Regions from separate parts of the Homo sapiens genome. Here region 1 is linked to region 2. Evidence: chromatin contacts called from ENCODE Hi-C or POLR2A ChIA-PET data. All regions are on one chromosome and are shown on one strand. Each heading gives the region's core, a stretch centred on a gene start or an enhancer-like site at or near the end of the contact. The rest is flanking DNA. Distances are from core to core; before and after follow the strand shown.

The links. A loop is a pair of places that touch in the nucleus more often than their neighbours do. ChIA-PET counts read pairs that join two places held with the same protein, here RNA polymerase II (POLR2A). Pooled maps may share reads with other maps.
Region 1: a map of sigmoid colon shows a loop between it and region 2 (2.6-fold over the local background). The contact joins two enhancer-like sites. A Hi-C loop is called at or near these places in 7 of 168 maps with a recorded cell type or tissue (Right ventricle myocardium inferior, esophagus muscularis mucosa, heart left ventricle and 3 more), 1 of 37 single-sample maps with no recorded cell type and 6 of 50 pooled maps. POLR2A ChIA-PET finds 5 or more read pairs at or near these places in 3 of 52 experiments (IMR-90, Panc1 and activated CD4-positive, alpha-beta T cell).

The regions. Positions count from the first base shown.
Region 1 is chr11:78,794,767-78,797,622 of GRCh38, forward strand. The region is part of intron 15 of TENM4 (teneurin transmembrane protein 4); the gene reads right to left. Among named protein-coding and RNA genes, the nearest start is that of NARS2, 220 kb to the left of the region's middle. Within about 2 kb of position 1,251, at least 5 of the 41 ENCODE cell types and tissues checked have a DNase peak (open chromatin) inside an H3K27ac peak, as active enhancers do.
Region 2 is chr11:78,945,728-78,948,427 of GRCh38, forward strand. All of the region lies in intron 6 of TENM4 (teneurin transmembrane protein 4), which reads right to left. Among named protein-coding and RNA genes, the nearest start is that of TENM4-AS1, 150 kb to the right of the region's middle. Within about 2 kb of position 1,389, at least 2 of the 41 ENCODE cell types and tissues checked have a DNase peak (open chromatin) inside an H3K27ac peak, as active enhancers do.

The DNA.
Region 1 (2,856 bases), core at 1-2,500, 150 kb before region 2:
CTGGTTCTGGCCAGGACATTTCCTTTAGGTGGATTAGTGTCAAGGAAGAAAAAGAGCAAAACTAGAGGAGCAGGCTTTATGGTTAGAAAAGAATTCTCTAGATGGGAAAACTAGGGCCCATCTAGGAAGTACCTTATCCTATGCCACACAGTGACATGCATGTCAGTACTTGAGTAGGAACTTGCTGGCTGCCTTGGCAAACAGTCAATGTAAGGGGGCAGCTGGACAAGTAGCTGCCAGATGGTGGTCGCTGCGCTCTTTGGGCCTTCTTCTGTGCTTCTGCCTGGGCCATTTCCATAGTCTGGGCTCCTTTACCGTGATCTTCATGTATTCAAATCTAAATGTGCTTTGAGTTCTGGCTCCAATGCCACCTCCTCCTTGAAACCCCCTCCCGGCAGCTGGAAGGAGTTTCACCTTCTGCCTTCCCAAAGCACTTTTACGTGGATCTCCCTTTCTCAGGGTTATTAGTCTACCTGAGTTGTCTAGAGAACCCTGCCATCATCAAATTAATCTCTGCATTCCCTAGTGAGTCTTACACAGGAAACATGTCTTCTGACTGTATCTGTATTGCCAGATTCCAGTGGTACAGGACAGAGTGCTCACGTAACTGTTCAAGATTCTGTGATTTTTCAGAGAAGAGGCTTGGAATCAGGTAAGAGCCTGCTCTGCTACTTCCTAGCTATGTGAAACAAATACTGCACACCTTTGAGCCTTATTTTTGTCATTTATAAAATGGTGATAATGATATCTATCTATCAGAGTTTTAAAACAGATTTAAAAATATACTGAGCATCTACTATGTGACAGATAGGCCTAGGGGCTGAGGATACGAGATTATATGAAATTATTCGTATCCACAAGAAACTCAAGTCTGCCTATGTGTGTAAATGTGCACAATGCCAGCCACCATGCCCAGCACACAGTAGGCTAATTAAAAGTTAGCTTTTTCTCCCACAGACCAGATCTCCATATATTTTGTACAAATTAGCATTCTGAAAGTATGGCACCCACGCTGTCTCCCTGCCTCCCTCACTAAGTTGGACAGATGGCTTTCAGTCTCAGTGCAGGTTTCAGGAAGAAGCCAGAAGGGGAAGAAGGTACAGCAAAGGAACCTCTGACTTCCTTACAGTAATTAGTCTCCTTTAGACATTGAGGCCAAACCCAAGCTACTCTCCTGTGCTTTTCAACTTCCCTCCCTATCACCCGAGAGTCAGAGCTGCTTCAAGCCATGGCTCTGTTCCACGGATCGAGATGGCGGAAAGTTAATGAGCCTTGGAAACCACACGGCCTTTCACCTCATTCAAGGAGCTTGGAGAGCTTTCAAACCAAGCAGAAAAGTGGATTCCAGTATGTGGGTGCAGAGCAGGTCTCCACATCTATTCCCCCAGGACTAGATTTTCAAGTCTTTACAAAGCACCTACCACAGGAAGCAGTAAGCCACTGCTATTCCTCTTAATTGGAGAGTATCTGGCTTCCTGATTAGAGGAGTTCAAACCCAGCTTGGAGGAGGCCTCCAAATAGGAGCTGACTTTGCAGAAGGATAACAAGTCAGGAAAGAACTAGTGAGCAAGGAAGCCAAATAACGAGACTGGGATGTGTATTTTCGGCCAGGACTGGAACACAACCTGACCCCCACTAAAAGGGCCCAACTGGGTGAAATGAAGAGACAGCTGATGTTACACTCTCTTCCTAATGACCTCTGACCCTAATAACCTTTTGTAAAAGGCTCATTTCTCCACTCAGTCATAAGCTCATCTATCTAACTCTTTCCTGGACACTTCCACCTGGCTGTCCCCCAAGAACCTCCAACTGTATGCTGACAATAGAGTAGGTTTCTAAAACCAAACCTGACCTTGTCACACCTCCGCCTAAAACTTCTCAGTGGCTCCCAAAGACAGAAAAAACCTAAACTCCTTCAAGATTATTCATGCTGGCTTTCCTCATCTTTTCCCCCTCTCACTACTGCCACAAATATCCTAAAAGCTAAGCCACTTCAAGCTACTCATCTTTCCTAGAAAATGCCTTGATCTCCCATCTTTGTATATGTTGCAAATCTTTGACTTCTACAATTGGCTGTTGCAAGGTGCTTGCCTCTTCCTTTTATCACTACCTACTCATATCCAACCTCCACCACCACCTTGAATTCCACTTCCTCCAAGAAGCTTCCCTGACCATTGGTTGAGAGCAATTGTTCTTTTTCTGAAACCCTTGTAGTAATATTAGTACACCAAAGTCATGATCCAATTTACATGGTTCCTCTGGCAGTGTTACTAAATGAAGTGCTATCCAAAACCTGATACCTGATTTACTGGCAGTTTCAGCACAAACCTTGGTAATAGCCAATGGCAGAGTTGTGCAGAGGATAAACATGGGCTCTGAAGCCAGAGAAGCCTGGAAGTGAATCATTGTTTTCTCAGAGTGTCTTTGAGCAAGTCACGCAAGTTCTCTGGACCCTGGTTTCCTGGGAGTAACACCATCTGCAATGTCAGAGGTTAATGTATTTGCTGTTTGAATAAGTCATGAAGCACGTACATGAAGGAGCTCTGTAAAATATAAAATTTCCATTGAAAGAACAGTTTTTTTTTAAGATTACAAGTTATAATAACAGCAGTTTGATTCAGGAAGACAACTAGAGATTTTGTACAAGATATCAGCTTGGGCATCCAAATAGAAACTTCATTCTGAAGCCCAATTTCAGAAGGGCTTATATTTGCATACTGAAGAGATCCAATTCTGATAGAAAACGTTCCAGGGCTGTCAGGGGAAATTCTACTAAATTACAAATCTGCCAGCTCTTGGTTTATCAACCTTTAACTCTGGCAGTATTTAGCAGCATGCTTGTCTGGGCCCAATTTT
Region 2 (2,700 bases), core at 139-2,638:
ACAAATGATAAGAAGGCAAAACAGCCTTTTTGCTGTTTTATGTTTTATGGAGAAAGTTTTAGTGGTCTGGATAAAAGACCAAACCAGCCACAACACTCCCTTAAACCAAAGCCTAATCCAGAGCAAAGGCCCTAACTCTTTTCAATTCTGTGAAGTCTGAGAGAGACAAGGAAGCTGTCTAAGAAAAGTTTCAAGCAAGCAGAGGTTGGTTCATGAGGTTTAAGGAAAGAAGCAGCCTCCATAACATAAAAGTGCAAGGTGAAGCAGCACGTGCTGATGGGAGAAACTGCAGCAAGTTATCCAGAAAATCTAGCTAAGATTGTTGATGAAGGTGGCTACACTAAACAGCAGTTTTTCAACATAGACAAAACAGCCTTCTATTGGAAGAAGATGTCATCTAGGACTTTCATAGTTAGAGAGGAAAAGTCAATGCTTGGCTTGAAGCTTCAAAGGATAGGCTGACTCTCTTGTCAGGGGCTAATGCAGCTGGTGAGTTGAAGTTGAAGGCAGTGCTCATTTATCATTCCCAAAATCCCAGTGCCCTTAAGAATGATGCTAAATCTACTCTGCCTGTGCTCTTTAAATGTAATGACAAAGACTGGATGATGGCACATCTGTTTACAGCATGGTTTACTGAATGTTTTAAGCCCATTGTTGAGAGCTACTGCTCAGAAGAAAAGACTTCTTTTAAAATATTACCACTTACTGACAATGTACCTGGTCACCCAAGAGCTCTGATGGAGATAACTAAGGAGATGAATGTTGTTTTCATGCCTGCTCATGTAACACCCATTCTTCAGCTCGTGGATCAAAAAGTAATTTTGACTTTCAAATCGTATTGTTTAAGAAACACATTTTATAAGACTATAGCTGCCATAGATAGTGATTCCTCTGATGGATCTGGGCAAAGCAAATTGAAAACTTTCTGGAAAGGATTTACCAATCTAAATACCATTAAGAATGCTCAAGATTCATAGGAGAGGGGTGAAATATTAACAAGAGTTTGGAAGAAACTGATTCCAGCTCTCACGGGTGACTTTGAGAAATTCAGGACTTCAGTGGAGGAAGTAACTGCAGGTGTGTTGGTAGTAGCAAGAAAAATAGAAGTGGAGCCTCAAGATGTAACTGAATTGCTGCCATCTCATGATAAAACTTTTATGGATGAGGAGTTGCTTCTTATGGATGAGCAAAGAGAGTGGTTTCTTGTGATGGAAACTACTCTTGATGAAGATGCTGTGAACATTGTTGAAATGACTGCAAAGAATTTAGAATATCATATCAACATAGTTGATAAGGCAGAAGCAGGGTTTGAGAGGACCGACTCCAGTTTTGAAAGAAATTCTACTGTGGGTAAAATGCTGTCAAACAACATTCCATTGTACAGAGAAATCTTTCAGGAAAGGAAGAATCGATACATGAGGCAAACTTCATTGTTTACAGAGTACCCACCGTGTGCACTGGTCTCACGTACACAGTGACCACACACCTGTATGGTCTGGATAACCCTGTAATAAATATTGTCTATAAATAACCAAGAGGCTGAAGCTTAGAGAGGGGACTCAACTTGCCCAAGGCCAGACAGCTTCAAGGCTCAGTTTCAGAAACCAAGACTCCCTGGTCACAACAGAACCCTCCAACTACAGGATGCAGCAGCTTCTGTGTGTGACTGGATTGTGGTCTAGGCTTGAGGTAGGGAGTGAGGTGGGGACAGGGTGTGTGGGGACCTGGAAAAGCAGAAGGAGACAGACAAGACTTTATTCCCAAACACTGCCTCCTCAGAAAACTTTAAAAAGAGAAGTTTACCTTTGCAATCTGGAGGAGGTTTTCATGTTTCAGCTCATGCTGAATTGTTTTATGCCTTAGCTATAAACCTCCGACAGAGAGAGTGCGGGGGCAAGGCTGACCCAACTTTAAGTATGGCTGTGCTGCTGTAAAGCTCAGGTTACGAGGATCACTTCTGGTGCCAAGGCAGTTTAACAAGTATGAATGTGCATAATTCATTCCAGTTGTCCTGCCTCGGCACAGAAGGGCTATTTCTGGGGTGGAGCTCCCTACACTTCTGCCAATGTGGTTCCCATTACTGGATCCGGTGCCTTGCTGAAGTTCCCTCCATGCCCAGGAAGGGCCTGTTTTATCACAACTGCCAAACCATCGGTTCTCTGTAAAGGTTTGGAGGGGTTCTGTATTCCAAGAGGCGAAGTCAATGCTTGGTGTAAAGCATTGCTTGGTTGTGAGGGTGGGCTCTCATGAAAAAAAGCACCCAATCTCACCCGTCCCAAGAAATCTTTCCAAAACCCAATTGCTATTGTCCAGTCTCTAGCCAATCTAAGTACAGGCACTCCCATTTTCTATTTTGAAAAATCTCAACCCTAAGGAAAAGTTGAAAGAATAGTGCAGAAAAGCCCATATACTCTTCATCTAAATCTGTCAGTTAATATATTGCCACATTACTTCATCTCGATGCATAAAAAGTTTTTCTGAATCATCTGAAAGTTGTAGACTTCAGTACACTTTATATCAGCACACATCTCCTAAGAATAAGAGCATTCTATCATCTAACCACAATATGACTATTAATGAATAATTATTCCATATCACCTAACATACATACTATAGTTTAAAATTTCTCCAATTCTTCCCAACTGTCTTTTTTTTTTTTTTTTTGAGACGGAGTCTTGCTCTGTTGCCCAGGCTGGAATG